Linked DNA regions of Mus musculus: region 2 is linked to region 1. The links are chromatin loops, found by intact Hi-C in ENCODE. Cell type or tissue: left cerebral cortex. All regions are shown on one strand. Each heading gives the region's core, and the rest is flanking DNA. Links, peaks and the distances in the headings are about the cores only. Region 1 overlaps Mia2 (MIA SH3 domain ER export factor 2). Region 2 holds the start of Fbxo33 (F-box protein 33).

The links. Peaks named below come from ENCODE experiments on the same cell type or tissue, not always from the same donor. Only the 100,000 strongest peaks of a DNase experiment are listed, where the experiment ranks them.
Region 2: a loop joins it to region 1, with 5 times the contacts of the local background. A loop is called at or near these places in 11 of 42 quality-filtered maps.

Annotation. Positions count from the first base shown.
Region 1 is chr12:59,125,483-59,133,811 of GRCm38, reverse strand. All of the region lies in intron 6 of Mia2 (MIA SH3 domain ER export factor 2), which reads right to left. Among named protein-coding and RNA genes, the nearest start is that of Gm24233, 4.4 kb to the left of the region's middle. In left cerebral cortex, for the core only: CTCF peaks have their summits at 2,384 and 4,101; DNase peaks (open chromatin) are centred at 2,942, 3,322, 4,047, 4,612 and 2 more places; H3K4me3 peaks cover 3,446 bases; H3K27ac peaks cover 2,124 bases.
Region 2 is chr12:59,215,980-59,224,308 of GRCm38, reverse strand. It overlaps Fbxo33 (F-box protein 33), which reads left to right and starts at 4,826. Exons shown (of 4, transcript NM_001033156.4): 1 at 4,826-5,449. The coding sequence starts at 4,830. In left cerebral cortex, for the core only: a CTCF peak has its summit at 4,135; DNase peaks (open chromatin) are centred at 4,479, 4,784, 5,293, 5,362 and 1 more place; H3K4me3 peaks cover 4,192 bases; H3K27ac peaks cover 2,034 bases.

The DNA of each region.
Region 1 (8,329 bases), core at 78-8,077:
ATTACATAGTTCGCCTCTTCCTGGGTGAGCTCAAAAAACTTCCTCCCTCAGTGGCCCCAGATTCTAACTGGTCAAAAACAAGTGGCGTGACAACTGTGATATCTGATTTAAAAAAAAAAAACAAAAAACTTTAAGACAAAAACTGTTACTAAGAAAAAGGATGACCGCAAAAGCTAGCTCATTCTTAAGATAAAGGTCATATTTTACCCAACAAGAGAACCACAAAATGAAATAAAGGAAAAAAAAAAAAAAACCAAAACAGATAATTCGTCAATAGTCGTTAGGGATTTCAAGATCTCACTTTCAATGAGTCAGCATAAAGACAGAAGACTTGAAACAACACTACAAACCAACCAGACCTTACATACTAACAAAATCCCACAAAACAATAGCAGAAAACACGTTCTCAGCTGTACACACAAGGGTCTTCACAACCAAGCCATACATCAAGCTAAAATAAAGCTCCATATACTTTTAAAATGTAAAATCACACAGCCGAGCCCAGAGAGATGAGTGAACAGTGAAGTGCATTTACTGCTACTGCAAAGGACCAGAGATCACAAGGTTCCCAAAATCCACGGCAGGCCATTCCCAACCACCTACCTGTGACTCCAGCTCCAGGGTATCTGATGCCCTCTTCTGGCCTCCTCGGCCACCTAAACTCACATGTGCGCGCTCACTGAACCTAGAGCTCACCTACTGTTTGCTAAGCTGGTGAGCAGTGACCCCCTGGGATTCCCCTGCACACACCTCCAACCAGTGCTAGAGTTAGAGGTCCCCGAAGCCTAGCACTGTGTATGCAGGCTCCAACTCCAGGTATCTCCTCGGGGCACTAATTGTTGATTTCAATGAAGGAAGAGGTATTGATTGAAAATTCTCTCTCATCTACAATATATGATTCTCTTCCCATAAACCCCATCTCAATAACTACTGGCACAGCCAGAAATTTAGGAGTATTCTAGATTTTCTCCACTACCCACCCCTCTCCACAACTAATCGAGAAGTTATACCCATTTCAGCTCTTCCTAGTTCCCCATTTAGGACCAAACTTCTGTATCCCTGCCTCAGTCATTTCTCATTTCCTGTTTTGAGTTTTGTTCCCTGACATCTAGGCTACATGCATACTACTACCAAGAAAATCTATAGTAGCCAAAATACTGAAAAGCCTTCAAGGGCTCTACTGTACCCCACAGCAGTCCTTGGGACCCACCTGTCTACAGCATGCATCATTTCACGTCCCATCCTTGGCTCACTTTATCCTCTGAGCAGCAGAGTATGTTATTTGCTCAGCCTCTTAAGACTTTCCCAACCTCCAAGAATATGCATACAATCTCTCCGTCTCCTTGCTTAGTATGTGTGCTACTATGGACTAGTTGTGTGTCTTCTTTCCTTTAAAAGACAGCTGGATGCCAGTGGCAAAATCCTTAGTTCATTTAGAACCTCCACAGAACTTTTTCATTCATGGGCGGGTGCCCTCACTACACTACACTTGGATAAATAAAAGAAACACCTTCATGTCAACACTACTTTAAGTTCACAAAACAAGAAGATAACCCGAATTGGTTAATCAGAACAGCTGCAATATTTAAATGGTCTTAAAAAAAATACAATGCAGTTTTCTAAAACTCTGTATGTGTGTGGGGGGGGGGGGGTGTCTCGAAATATTATCAACAACAACAAAACACCTACAAACACTAAAGGAAAAAAACCTTTGCCACCTGATTACAAAATAAAACAGGAAAAAAAAATGTACTTTAGCTCCTGAGCGCTCACTATCTCTAGAGTTTACAAGAACACCTTTTACATTAACAACGCGAAAAGAGGTAGAACGCTATGGTTAAAGCATTTCAGAAGGGCATTCTTTACTGGGGGAAAATAATGCAGAATTAAAATCTCAGTTCCGGCCCCAGCTTAGGCGTCCGCTTGAGACAAGAAGTTTCATCACTAAGAAACTCCAGTTTCCGGCAGTCAGAAGAACCACGTGTAACTGACCCCCTGTTCAAAATAAATGACGTCCGACTTTGGGGTCGGGAACAAAAACACGCTCTCCTTTGGGACGTCCACAATGCCTTCCCAATCCCGGGGCCCCTTTTCCCCCCGCGGCGAGCAGCGGCCGAGTACAGGCCGGGCGAGCGCGCTGGAGCTCCGGCTTCCCTGCCGCAGCTGCTCGGCCGCCCCGGGCCCACGGCTCCCGAGCCAGAACTCACCCAGCGCAGCTGCTCCAGAACCCGCCGCGCGCAACCCGCCGCCGCCCCAGGCCCGGCCATCTCCGCGCCCACGGGCGGAGGCCTCGCAGCCGGCCCGCCGGCCAGCAGCAGGCCCGACGCGATCGGGGCAGCGCTGGGAACGCGAACGCACTAGCGGCCGGCGCATACCACTGCGGCCCTGCGGGGGGAGCCCGCGTCGCACCCCCACCACCCCGGCCTTGGTCTCGCCGGCGCGGCGGAGACGCCCCTTCTACTGCACGAGCTCCGCGGCCACGTCCGCGCTCGACCTTAAAGGGCCCACGCACCGCTCCCCGGCCTCCAACTTCGGAGCACGAGGAGCCGGAGCGTGCGGCTGCCGCCTTCCACCCCGGGACCTAAGGCTCAGTCCCGGGGTGAAAAAAGTCCCGCCACCCGAGCTCCCAACGCGCCCACGTCCACGAGCAGACGCCACGAGCGTCTAGAGCCTGAGCCCCACACTGTCGTACCCCGGGGGACCCCTCAGTCACAGAGACGCCGGCCTCCGCCATAATTGTGGCCAGAAAAATGGCCCGCGACGCACGAGCCCACGCGTCCTGCTTTGCGAGTCCGCACTTCGGACTCTGGACACGAAGGCGTCCGGGTCAACTGTGTGGTCTGGTCAGAGTTTAACCTGTCCTGGGCGAGCACACGTCGGTCCTCGTCGGGCCAGCCTTCGGGTTCGCTCGCTCGCCGGGGTCCACCTGGTGGGCGCTGGCCAGGCGCCCCAGTCTGAAACTGCATTAGCCCTAGGGACCGGGGTGCCAGATGGAGCCCGTGTGCACTCCTGCTCGACCCGAGGAGTTCGCACAAAAGAACTAAATGTAGCAGCTTGTCCTCTAAATTTAGGGCCCTATTTTTAGAGCCATTGCACGAAGTCCTGAGAGAGAGGGTTTGAAACGTAAGGTTTAAAAGATAACCTGTCTTCTATGTCTTCTTTACCTACATGATCATTCTTATCCAAACTATCTAACGCAAGTCTTCAGAGAAGAAACTCAAAAAGCAGCAGCCTCCCAAGAGAACTTGATAAAAATCATAAACCTTTGTAAATTTCCCTTACAGTAAACACATCTCTTTCGTGCCACAAGCACTCACACACAAAATCAGAAACAGCCACGGTTGCAGCCAGTGACTACTAAGACCAAACTGAGGCCTAAGTTCTTTGCCACATCACCCTAGGGAGTTTCAGAAACTGCTTCTATCAGGAGATAGCAGAAGTTGCTCAATCCTCCTGTTTTGAGGTAGTGCCCAACTTCTGCACATGTTGGACTGTGTTGAAATCAGCTTATGTGAATATGAAAGTCAGGAAAGAAGTGTGCTTAAGTTTTTTTAGAAATTTCAGAGATGTTTAAGGTTCCGTTAGGATACTATATTAAATACAAATTTTACAGTGGGTCTTAGCATACTTAACAGGCTCTACAATCTTATTGGGCTGTTAAGATTTGTAAACAGAAAACATTTGCTTTGCTCAGTCTGTCTTCCTTATGTTAATCTATGGCCCTTTCCAAAGGTCAATAGTTATCATCACAAATGCTAAAAGCATAAATGAGACAAGTGAAGTTCTAAAAGAAAGAAAAAAAAAAGAAAAAAAAAAAAAACCAAGCACACCTAAAGCAAACAAATAGTAAACTTGACAATCAGTGCAATTCCCAAGTCTAACTTGTGACTGCATTACTGGCGAGTAGACACTTACCTCCTCACCCAGACCTTCCAATTCCATGTCCTAGGACATTCATGTTAAAACACCCGGACATGTAACTAAAGCTCTCCTGACTACTTCAGATCCTTGAGAAAGAGTCCAGATTTTAATACCTTCTGCACTCCCGTTTCCACACAGAGTGTGATCCTGTTTTGACGCTGTAACAGAGGGGTACTATAGGTGGAGCTGTGACTACCAACCCGTAATCCAATTTCAGGGACCTCATAACTTGTTAAATGTATGTGTGCACACATGCCTGCACATATGCATTTTTTTCAAATATCGTACATATTACACATTAAAATCCACAATCGGAAAGGAAAATCCTAAGATTGCAACCGCTGAAACACTGAAAATTTTATTCTAGTCTATTCATAGTGAGTTCATAATTTCTACCAAGGGAACGATATTCAAAGACGGTTTTCCATAAGAAAGCATGAGGTTTTATTATCTTATAAAGGGCCTTCTTTCAAGGAAATAAACAGCAAATGTTATTAGTGTTCATAACTATGGAAAAATATCCAGGGACACTAGACACTTGCTAACCAGAACACCTAGTCCACGGACTAGAAACCAGTTTCCCTCATGAAGGCCCTATGTCAACGCTGTAAGGACTAGCCACTCCCACTTAGGTAGGCACTGGTGTTACACACATAAGCACTCCTCTCTGGGAGGAAAATCAACAAGTTGTGCCACATTGCTATTCTCTGAGTCTTCGGTGTAAGAGTTCTCAGAACGTATTGAATCAGGAGCTACCTGTTGAACAGGAGCTGGGCAGTTTCCGAGCTGATTACTAATGAAGCATTCAGGGGAAGAGAAGATGGGTGCTAGAACTTCGTGAGGCTCCTCCGCTATAAGATAAAGTTGCTAAGAAGCTGTGGGTGCTTCTAGTTCCCAAGTGAGACCAGGAAGAAGCCTCTACACATAATCTACCTGAAATACGAATTACTTACAACAGTCACCTCAGATATTAGAGAAGAAGAAAAAAGAACCCCTTTCACTCAAAATTAACTGGAAAATTGCTCCAAATTTTGTTTGTTTGTTTGTTTGTTTACTGAAGCTTTTCAGATCTATGCCATACGTGCGTCAAAGCTGTGCCCAGATTGCTAGATTTCAGGTGTGTTAGAAACTCTTCAGAACATCTAGTCCAATGATTATGGGCTGACGGCCCGAGAGAAGGCAAGCTGTCGGAGTGCACAGAGTGTACTTAAACCGTACAAGTCTGCGTTCCTCTGCTGTGTCAGGTTGAGCCCCAGTTCACCGCACTAGAGACGTCTAGACTGCAATCTTTCAGTGTTCAAGGGAATCCGAAATTTTTAAATGAACTCACATTTTAGAAATTGACAGTTGGCCTGAGGTGGGGAGGGGAAGAGTGTGTGTGTGTGTGTGTGTGTGTGTGTGTGTGTACTGTTTCTTGTTACCATTGTTTTCAGTGCTGGGGAATTAAACCCATAGACTTCTCCTCCACTGAGCTACATCACCAGCCCAACAATACCTTTTGCGGGGGTTGTTTGTTTGTTTGTTTGTTTGTTTGAGACAGGGTTTCCATATGTAGTCCCAACTGTCCTAGAACTTGCTCTGTAGACCAGGCTGACCTCAAACTCAGAGAGTTCCACCTGCCTCTGTCTCCTGGATGCTGGGGCTTATAGGTGTGCATCACCACCACCCAGGCAAAGAGTATTTCAACAGAAAACTGAAGACTTCATTCTGACTAGCTATTAACATTAGTACTAATTTTTCTCCTAACCTGACTGACATTTATAATCATCTTTAAGACTGAGTCATACCAAAATAAAAAATAAAAAAAAAAGTAATGATCTTTCTGGATCTTTTTATTTTATAATACCTATTTTGTATAACCTAACAAAGAAAATTAAATGAGAAGGGGCTTCTTAAAGAACATGATGAAGTCAGGCATGGTCGCTCATGCCTGTAATACCAGCACGTAGAGGATGAGGCGGGGGATCTGACAGAGCCACAGTTTGAGAACAGCCTGTGGTACAAAGAGCACTCCAGCCCAGCTGAGACCCTGTCTCAAAAAAGACAGGAAGGAAGGAAGGCAAAAGGAAGGAGGAAGAAGGAAAAGGAAGGTAGGTTCTAGGAAGTGGTAGCATATGGCTTTAGTCCCTGCACTCAGAAAGCAGAGTCAGGTGGATCTCTGAGTTTGAGACCACCCTGGTCTACAGAGCAAGTGGACAACCAGGGCTACACAGAGAAACCCTGCCTCAAAAACTGAAAAACAAAGCCGGGCGTGGTGGCACACGCCTTTAATCCCAGCACTCGGGAGGCAGAGGCAGGCAATATTTCTGAGTTCAAGGCCAGCCTGGTCTACAAAGTGAGTTCCAGGACAGCCAGGGCTATACAGAGAAACCCTGTCTCGAAAAACAAAAAACAAAAAACAAAAAAACAAAAACAAAAACAAAAAAAAAAGAAAAGAAAGAAAGAAAAACAAAACAAAAAGAAGAGAAAGAATGAAAGGAAGGAAGGGAGGGAGGGAGGAAGGGAGGAAGGAAGGAAGGAAGGAAGGAAGGAAGGAAGGAAGGAAGGAAGGAAGAAGTTAAGGAAGAAAAAAAAAAGGAAATATATTAGGTAGTTTCCAAAAAAGTTGTTCAGTTAGTGGTACTACCATATACTTAGCTAGCTACAAACATTGTAACTATCTTACTTTTCTCTTTAATTCTTGCTAAAACAAATCAATTACTACATCCAATGACCCCTATCTACAAGTTAGACCCCTATCCAAATGGTTCCTCCACTCATTTCAACCACTACCACCATATGTTGGGCCAGAGGTTTAAAAGTGTGACTAGTGGACCAAGTAGAGCTCATACACTCTTTTGGCAGACCTATACAGCATTGTTCGTTTTTAGGTAGAGTCCCAGTGTGTAGCCTTGGCTGGCCTGGAACTCCGTAATTCATAGAACTCACAGAGATCCTTTCACCTCTACATCCCAAGTGCTGTGATCAAAGACCACACCAAGCTGGCATTTTTTGTTTGTTTGTTTTGTTTTGTTTTGTTTTTTTGAGACAGGGTTTCTCTGTGTAGCCCTGGCTGTCCTGGAACTCACTCTGTAGACCAGGCTGGTCTTGAACTCAGAAATCTGCCTGCCTCTGTTTCCCAAGTGCTAGGATTAAAGGTGTGTGCCACCACTGCCAGCTGGCATTATTTTTAAGATGAGTATTTGCCAGCATTAAAAAATGAGACAAAGGCCAGGCATGGGAGCAGATATCTCTAATCCCAGTACTTGGGAGGCAGGGGTGAGTGGATTTCTAGGAGTTTCAGGCCAACCTGATCTGCATAGTACATTCTAGGACAGCCAGAGATATGTAATCTTAATCTGATTCTCATGTACCTATGAAATCTTCCCTATTCCGCCAAGATGAACCACCTATGTATAGTTCACAAAAAAGTCATGTTCCCTTCTACTTCATGAGTGTTAAAAATGTTATCTCCACTACAGTATGTCCATCTTTTCTTGCTTTTGCTAACTCTAATTTTCATTCAGTATTAGGTCAAATATGCTCCCCTCTAGGACACGTTTAGCCTCCTTTGCCCACACTTTCTACCTAAGCCACCTCCTGGGCAGACCCTGTGGTAGGGCCCTCTGACTCTTATACTCCAATATTACAATAGTTCTTTTTCCTACCTACATTTTCCAATGAGCTCCCAGAAAGCAACCTACAAAGTAAATGAGCAGATAAAATGCCTCCTCTATTATCTTGGAGGTAACAGTAAAGAAGTTTGCAAAAGATTTCTTGTGTGCAAAATGCTAAAGTGAGGCTATATCTCACTTAGTAATAAGTTTCTGCTGTTGTTTTGTTTGTTGTTTTGTTTTGTTTTGTTGAGACAGGGTTTCTCTGTGTAGCCCTGGTAGTCCTGAAACTCAATCTATAGACCCGACTGGCCTCAAACTCACAAAGTTATGTCTGCCTCTGCCTCCCAAGTGTTGGGATTAAAGGTGTGTGCCACCACCACAAGGCTAACATTTTTAAGACACATTTATTTTTATTTTATGAGAGTATTTTGCCTGCAAATATGTGTGTGCCTGGTGCTGGCACTAGAAGAGGGTGCTGGATCCTCTGCACCTGGAGTTACAGGTGATTGTGGTTAAGGCCTAGGTGAAATGTTAAGGCCTTGGTAACTCTTAACTGTCTTGCCTGCCATCTTGTGCTGTTACTAAGGTCATAAGGAAACTTTCTCATGCCCAAGTTGATTGTACATTCTGTTATATTCCGTGCTCTTGAACTTCACAGCATAAGTCAGTTAGAACTCCTTTGTATAGTTACCCACAATAAGCTTGGACCGGAACCAACCACCCAGCAGCACTTCCTGCACCTGTGAATAAGCTTTTAAGGTATATGCTTTTATAAGCTGCTCCTGGGATGGATCCCAACATAAAAGAAACAC
Region 2 (8,329 bases), core at 28-8,027, 91 kb before region 1:
ACCAAAAACAAAACAGAATCAGAAGGTGGTCCAATGGAGGACACACAAGTGAACAAGACACACAGACATACAGACAGGGAGGGATCTCACTTTACCTCTGACATACAGTGTCTGTGTCTCATGACAAAAACCACAAACAAAAACAAGATAGCAACAGAGAAAAAGAAGACACCAGTATCTCTAAGCACACTCGTCCACGCCTGGACTTGTACAACCAGCCAAGCCAAATGCTATTTCCTGACGGGGTCAGATTCCACATCGACTCCCTTTCTCCTGAAAAACAATTTGCCTGACGGCGGCGATTAGTGACAAGTCAAAAGCACCCTTAGGTGGCCAGCCTACTCCAAACGTTGGCCACTCGGAGGCGCAAAAGGTCTGCCACTGACCCTTTCTGACCTCCACCGACTGGTTGTGGGCTCTGACCCGCACCTCCTTCCAATGCTCCAGAGTCAGAGAAAGGGGAGTGGACACAGATTGTCCCATTTCTAGAAAAACAGTAGTCACAACAAGAGCGGACACGAGACTAAGACAAAAAAGAAACCAGAAGAATCAGATGGCCTCTCCAAGGCCGGCCGATTGAGACCCTCTGCACGAGGTGGGACTCGAACCCACGATCCCGTGACCAGACGCGAGGCGGGACTCGAACCCACGGTCTCGCAACAAGGTGCGAGGTGGGACTCAAACCCACGATCTCGCAACAAAACGCGAGGTGGGACTCGAACCCACGATCTCGCAACTGGGCACGAGGTGGGACTCTAACCCACGATCTCGCAACCCCAAATGGTCTCTTGGCCTTCAAAGGGGTCCACCAGGCGTCCCTGATCCTCCCCTGTTCCTCCTGGGACGTCTCCCAGGGTGAACGGACGGTGGACACCTGGACACGTCTATCCTTATCCACCCCGCACTCCCTCTCGGAGCGCGGTCTCACTGAGCGTCCGCAAAACTGAAACTGCGATCGCACCAGACTTAGAAACAGAACACAGACATCAGAACACAGACATCAGACCAAAACAGAACAAAGAATCTTACCTCTAAGTGGGTCTAGGACCTCTGGGTGGTCGCGCTGTTTCCCGGCCAATGCACCAAATGAAAGACCCTCGAGGGGAGACCCTCACTCAGACACTCAAGTCCCGGGACAGCCGCGTACCCAAGAAGACACTGAGACCATACATAAAATGTAGAAGGCAAGATTTAATAAAGCAGCGACATGAAAGCACACAGACCAGAGCTCTGGGGTCGAAATAAAGCAGCAACATGAAAGCACAGAGCTCTGGGGTCGAAACTCATACACCTAGCGGCACCTAGTGGTGTAGAGGAGAATCGACGGTCAGCAAAAATTTTTTACAGGCTTATATAGTAAAACTCAAAGGGGGAGAACTGGGCAGGGAAAGTACAAGTTTACATCACTAGGGAGTTCTGCCAAAGGAATCTACGTAACTAAGGAGTCATGTCCTATCAAGGAACCTACGTAACTAAGGAGTACCTGGTTCATTTTGAGGTTGTTCTAGGAGGCCTTTATCTCAAAAATGTTCTTGGAACAGTTTTTAGTTGGGAGGGTTCGAACTTTAGGGTGAGGAGTTTTGGGGTGAAAAGTTTAGGAGTGTTACAATCTCTAGATGGGAGGGGGTGGGCTCCGAGGTAAAAAATTCATGTTTTCACAAGAGGCCAGTAATTTTCTATTCTTCAACAGAATAATGCAAACTAATAACTGTAGATGCAATGATGGAAAAGAAAGTTACTACCATTTGAACACTGATTTAGGCAAGAATCATGAATTGTTGTCAGACCTACTAAGTGTATGGCTAGAGGAAGAGGAGGACATTTAAGGAAAAAAGCAAAAATACTTCCCAGATTATTTAATGGAGGAAAATAAACTTTTAAATTACATAAAGAAATGCAAGTGTGGCCCTTAATTGGATCCTGGTTTGTACAAAGCATCTATAAAACCTATTTTGGGAAATAATTTAATTTAAATATGGAATGTTAGTAAATATTCAAATATTTTTGCCACCTGTGATGTAATTTGTTTTTATAGAGGTTGTATTAGTCAGAGTTCTCTAGAGTCACAGACCTTATATATATTCCATATATATGGAATTTATTGGGAAGACTTACAGACTACAGTGTAGCTAATCCAACAATGGCTAGCTGTGAATGGGAAGTCCAAGAATTTAGTAGCTGTTCAGTCCCACAAGGCTGGAAGTGTCTCAACTGGGTGTCTGTATATTCTGGAATTCCAAAGTAGGCTCCAAAGCCAGGGAAAAAATGAATGCGCTACAAGAGAAAGCACTCAGGCAAAGAGCAGAACCTTTCTTCTTCCAATCTTCCAAGTTATATAGACTTTCTTTCTTTTTTTTTTTTTTTTTTTAGTTTGGTTTTTCGAGACAGGGTTTCTCTGTGTAGCCCTGGCTGTCCTGGAACTCACTCTGTAGACCAGGCTGGCCTTGAACTCAGAAATCCACCTACCAAGTGCTACCTAGCCTTCCAAGTGCTAGGATTAAAGGTGTGTGCCACCACTGCCTGGCTAAAGATTGAGTTATTTATTTACCTCATGTATGTAAGTACACTGCAGCTATCTTCACACACACCAGAAAAGGGCATCGGATCCCATTACAGATGGTTGGGAACTACCATGTGGTTGCTGGGAATTGAACTCAGGTCGTCTGGAAGAGCAGGCAGTGCTCTTAACCATCTCTCCAGCCCCACATGTAGACTTCCAACAGAAGATGTGGCCCAGGTTAAAGGTGTGTCTTCCTGTCTCAAGATCCAAATCAGGCTTGTCTTTCACCTCAAAGGTCCCAACTAGAAGTAAATCTACCCACTTCAAACCAAGCAGAATATCTTTCACAAGTTTGCCCTCCATTTCTGGATTGTACTTCATTCCAGATATAGTCACACTGGCATCCAAGAATAGCCATAACAGAGGTGTAAACTAAAGTGGAGCTCCAGAAGTCTACGGCTCTCTTCAAAATACTTAAATGACTTTGAAACTGAAGTCCAAATCCAAGTCTTAATTCCCTGATTTACTGTTACCACTTAATGTTCATTGAATGCTTATAAAACGGTAATTACATAGAATTTTACAGACAAGGGTTCAAAGAAATGACCTACCTGGAATACATTTTTTATTCAAAGTACCAACTGAGCTGATGTAAATTTAGAGGTAAAAGAATACTATTATTGAGCCGGGCGTGGTGGCACATGCCTTTAATCCCAGTACTCGGGAAGCAGACGCAGGCGGATTTCCAAGTTCGAGGCCAGCCTGGTCTACAAAGTGAGTTCCAGGACAGCCAGAGCTATACAGAGAAACCCTGTCTCAAAAAACAAAAAACAAAAACCAAAAACAAAAACAAAAAAATACTATTATTGGTAGTTTACTAGGTTCGTGACACCAAACTGTATAAAAGAAATGTGACAGAAGGTCTGCTGTTACATCACAGAGCTAAAGATATCTAGACTAGCTAGTTTCTTAGTGTGGTTTGAAGCAGCAGACATAAAATTTCTTAACCACGCCGGGCGTGGTGGCACACGCCTTTAATCCCAGCACTCGGGAGGCAGAGGCAGGCAGATTTCTGAGTTCGAGGCCAGCCTGGTCTACAAAGTGAGTTCCAGGACAGCCAGGGCTACACAGAGAAACTGTCTCGAAAAACGAAAAGAAAAAAAAAATCTCTTAACCCTTTAGATATCGCTGCTTCCTACAATTTGACTGAGATACTTCGCATGCTGAGAACGTGAAGGGCTGTTTTTAAAATCCCTTTCTTTGGGGGCACCAAACTAAAGAAAAGCTCTCCTCTCCAACTTATTTGTAGGAGTATCAGAGACTATCAAAATAGCTACTTTATTTCATCCATGTTACTTTTGTATACAGGGGTGTGTTGTTACAGAAGTACAGTGGTACACTGAAGAGGTATCCACAGCTCTCTTCACAAACACTTCAATGACTTTAAGAAACTGAAAATTAAAACCTGTCTTAACTTCCTAATTTGATGTTACCACTAAGTGATCGTTAGCTATTAATAAAACATACTAATTATACAGAACTTTTGCAGACAAGGGTTCAGAGAGCATTTAAGTCTGGGTACCAGCCCTCAAGATGAAAATCGTTAGCCATTTTTTTCCTGCCCCTCTAAAGACGAAAGGTGGCGCTGCCGTCACTGGTTCAGCAATGGGGCGTGTGCGGCCTCCGCACGTCGGAAGAGGAAGGTCCGCGTGCCGCCACGATCCGCCTTTCCTGGGAAGCCGATTTTGTCCTGCTCTGAACAAGATGTAAAAAGAAGCCGGCGTGCGAGCCCTCGGGCGCCGCGACCTCAGCCCAGCGAATGAGAAAGCGTCGGGACTTAGCGCAGCACGCCGGGGTTCCGCCTCGAGCACGCTGCAAGGGCCAGACCTACCCGGCGAGGGACGCCCAGAGTGGCCCCGCCCCCACGCCTCTAGCCCCGCCCCGGGTCGCTGACGTCAACGGTCACGTGCCGCGCGATCCAGGCAACCAGGAGCTCCCCCGGTTCCGGAAGTCTCGCAAAGCCGCGCCAGGCTCCGCCCGTCGCCGTGACGTCACTCTCAGTCCCTACCACTACCGAGCCTCCGCGTCCGGGTACCGGGAGAACCACGGTTTCCTCGGAAGCAGCGCGGTCGCCTCCGCATCCCTGGTCCGTTCGAGAGAGGATTTCGAGGTCGTTGCCCGGGCCGGCCGGGGAGCACTTGCTTGCGGTACGGAAAGTCAGCGGCGTGCAGGCCTCCCCGCGCCAGCTTTTCCCCCCTCTCAGCCGGTCCGAGTGCACTTGGTTCCGCCGAGGCGCACGACGGTTCCGCCCCCTTCTTCCTTGTCATTGATGTTGTTGTTCTTGTCAGTGCCGCAACCCCGACCGCCGGGAGCGCGAACCCGAGCCGGGGCCGCCCGGTTGGTGCGGTGGCGGCGGCGGCAGCGGCTGCGGCTGCTGCAGCTGCGCCGGCTGCGGGGGCTGCTGCGAGGACTGCGCAGGCGGCCGGGGACGGGCGGCCGGCGGCCGAGCCGGATGGCTCTGTGCGGGCAGGCGGCCGGCGCCGCGTCGCTGCCCAGCGAGCTCATCGTGCACATCTTCTCCTTTCTGCCGGCGCCCGACCGGCTGCGGGCCTCGGCCTCCTGCTCGCACTGGCGGGAGTGCCTCTTCTACCCAGCGCTGTGGCCCCAGCTCCGCATCTGCCTCCGCGTCTCGCCCGCGGAGCAGCCGCGGCTAGAGTTCCTCATGCGCAAGTGCGGCTGGTTCGTGCGGGAGCTGCGGGTTGAGTTCGCCGCGGAGAATTATCTGAGCGGAGGCGGCGGCCCGGGCGACGGCGGTAGCGGCGGCGGCACCGACACGGGCACCGGAGGGGAAGACGGGGAGGCCCTGCAGCTCTCCTCCCGCTGGCTGGAAGTACTGCGCATCTACTTGGAGCTGGTGTTGTGCGTGCTGCTCAGCATCCGGAACAACAGGTAGGCTTGCGTGGGGACCGAGAGGGTCTGGCCTTCCGCTGGCCTTGGGAAAGATCCCGTGGGGTGTGCCGGCCGGCCTCAGGATGGCCTTGTGTAGGTGCAGCTATCCGTTCCTGACCAGACTATTTCCGGAGACAGAAGAGGTGATAACGGGACTCCTGGAGCGTCTCAGGCATGCTTTCATTCATCCGTTCTTGTCCATGGGCTAGAGCTGCTGGGCAATGCCATTATCTTATGCGTGGGAAAGTTGTGAGTTAAGGGTGAGGCCTGTACAAAAAAATAAGGTGGTTTTCTGATTCTGAATTTGACCATTGGTGATGGGTAATTAATTCATAGTGACGAGGTGAGTAAGTTTCCTTGCTGATGTCCATGATTACAAGAATTAACCTATAAGAATTCTTTAACAGTCCTTTTCTTACCTGAAATAGTTTTACTAGCCTGGGCCATGTCCAAAGACTGGGAGGAGTGCTAGTTAAAATCATTAGGGGAGGAAAATTGTCAGACTTGAAGCCGCATCCCATACACCATCAGGCTGGACTTACTCCCAGTGATTCACACAAAAGTAACGCTACCTAACTTGGGGTGGGATAAAGGAGCTGGGCATACTGTGGGGGTTAAGTATGAGACTCATTGTGCATCAGGACTTTAGTGTAATTCCACCTAGAGCTCATGGCCCATATTCGGACTCCAGCACAGAGTCCCTATGAAAGTCTAGTGCCTGCCAAACCATATTTATATTTTCTTTATCTGGATATTCATTCCAAACTTACAATGTCACTCTTAATTTGGAAGAAAAATAATTGCAGCAGTTTACAAATAATTATTAGTGATTGGACATTCCAACACTGCTAGGGTCAGGGCAGAAAATATTGTACTGTAGAGAGCAGAACTGGGTGCTTACTAGGTCAAGTGATGTACATGCTGTTGTGTGGCAGTTTTCCTCTAAGCAGTGTCCTTCCTTCCACAATCTATATCCCACCATCTTTATGTTAAATAGAGTTGAGAATAGATTGTGATTAATACTAAGTCATATGTGTCATACATATTTTCGTGATCTATAATTAAATCAAGAGTTTAAGCAGGGTGGTGGCAGCACACGCCTTTAAAGCTAGAGCTTGGGAGGCAAAGGCAGGAGGATCTCTGCCTTTGAGGACAACCTGGACTACAGAGTGAGTTCCAGGAAAGCCAGGGTTTCACAGAGAAACCCTGCTTCAAATAGGTTAAACTGTAAGTATTCTAGCCTCATTGTGTATGGAAGCCAGGCATGATACAGATCTGGAATCCCGGGACCTGGGAGCTAGAGGCAGGGAGCTTAAGTGAGTTCAAGGTCATCATCTTGTGCAGAGCAAGTTCAAGGCCAGCATGTGCTTTGTGAACTCCTGCCTCAAGAAACAAAACAAGACCTGGTGTGGTGGTGCACGTCTTTAATCCCAGAACTTGGGAGGCAGAGGCAGGTGAATTTCTGAGTTCGAGGCCAGCCTGGTCTACAGAGTTAGTGAGTTCTAGGACAGCCAGGGCCACACAGAGAAACCCTGTCTTAAAAAATCAAAAAAAAAGAAAAAAAATTATTTATGGGAACAAGGCTCCATTTTTTCCAGTGCCCTGTTTCCTAAGCTTTCACGTGAACCCATTCCACTTCCTTGCTTTGATTTTATCTGTTAAGATAACCAAAGCTAAAATTTTTCTTAATCAGGTTCGGGGCTTTCTCAAAGTTGAGCATAGCTAGAGACCAGCTGATTTGTTCTGTAATCAACCAGCCCTGAAAAAAAAAAAAAAAAAAAGTCGGGAGGGAGGGCATAGTGCCTTTGATTCAAGTAAGAACTTCTCAGTGCCTAGTTCTTTTTGGTATTTTAATCATCTATGGATGGATCTATAGCATATATACACAACAGTACTGTACCACATTTTGTCTTTAATTCTTTTTCTTTCATCCTTACCATTTAAGTTTCTATCCTAATGTAACTTGTTTGTGAAACCCTGTGTGTCTGCCCTTCTGAGTCTGCTTTCACTTCTGCTCACAGCTGTTGGTTGTCCACGAGAGAGTACACTGTGGTGCCTAGTAGCGTGTTCACTATGGACATTCGTATTTGTACTGATGTTGTCTCTTTTTAAATTAAATCATATTGGACTGGGGTGTGGCTTAGTTGATAGGTGCTTTTAACTATTAGTGACACTTGTGACTCTGTGATTAAAAACTACAACCCTAAAACAGTGTATTAACAATGTCACTTAGAAGTTTTTTTGTTGTTTTTCTAGTGTTGAAGTACAAGTGTGTTCAACCACTGCCAGTTTAAGTGCTGCTGGGAACTGAACCGAGTGCTTCCTGTACGCCAAAAACTTAATAACTAATAAGAAGTGTAAACATACATTCTTTTCATTTATAATGCTCTTGCTTTATGATTTCTGCCATTTTTTAAGCAGAAGTGTATCAGCCATTCCGCTTCCGGGCTTTGTGCTGAATTGCCTTACTCAATGCATAGTCATGCCCCACAGGAAAAGAGCTATGCTAACCTAGAGTTGTAGGGTATAATCAGTGGTACTGATCTTCTGAGAGAATAACAGTTGGCTTGTTTTGATTTGTCAGAGTGATTATGGCTGCCATACTGGTATTGAATGTGTTAAGAACAGATGATAATCAACAATAAAGAGTACCTCTTTGCCAATAAAACACAGGGTTTCAGAAATCTTTTTCTAAAGGAGGCCAAGACCTCCTGCTTGTCTGGAACTGCAGTAAGAGCTCATTAAAATGTTTTGGGGGGGTGGAGGGCGGTGATGGCATTTTTTTGTTTTTGCTTTTCAAGACCGGGTTTCTCTGTAGCCTTGACTGTCCTGGAATTTTCTGTAAACCATGCTGGCCTCAGACTCACAGAGATCCGCTTG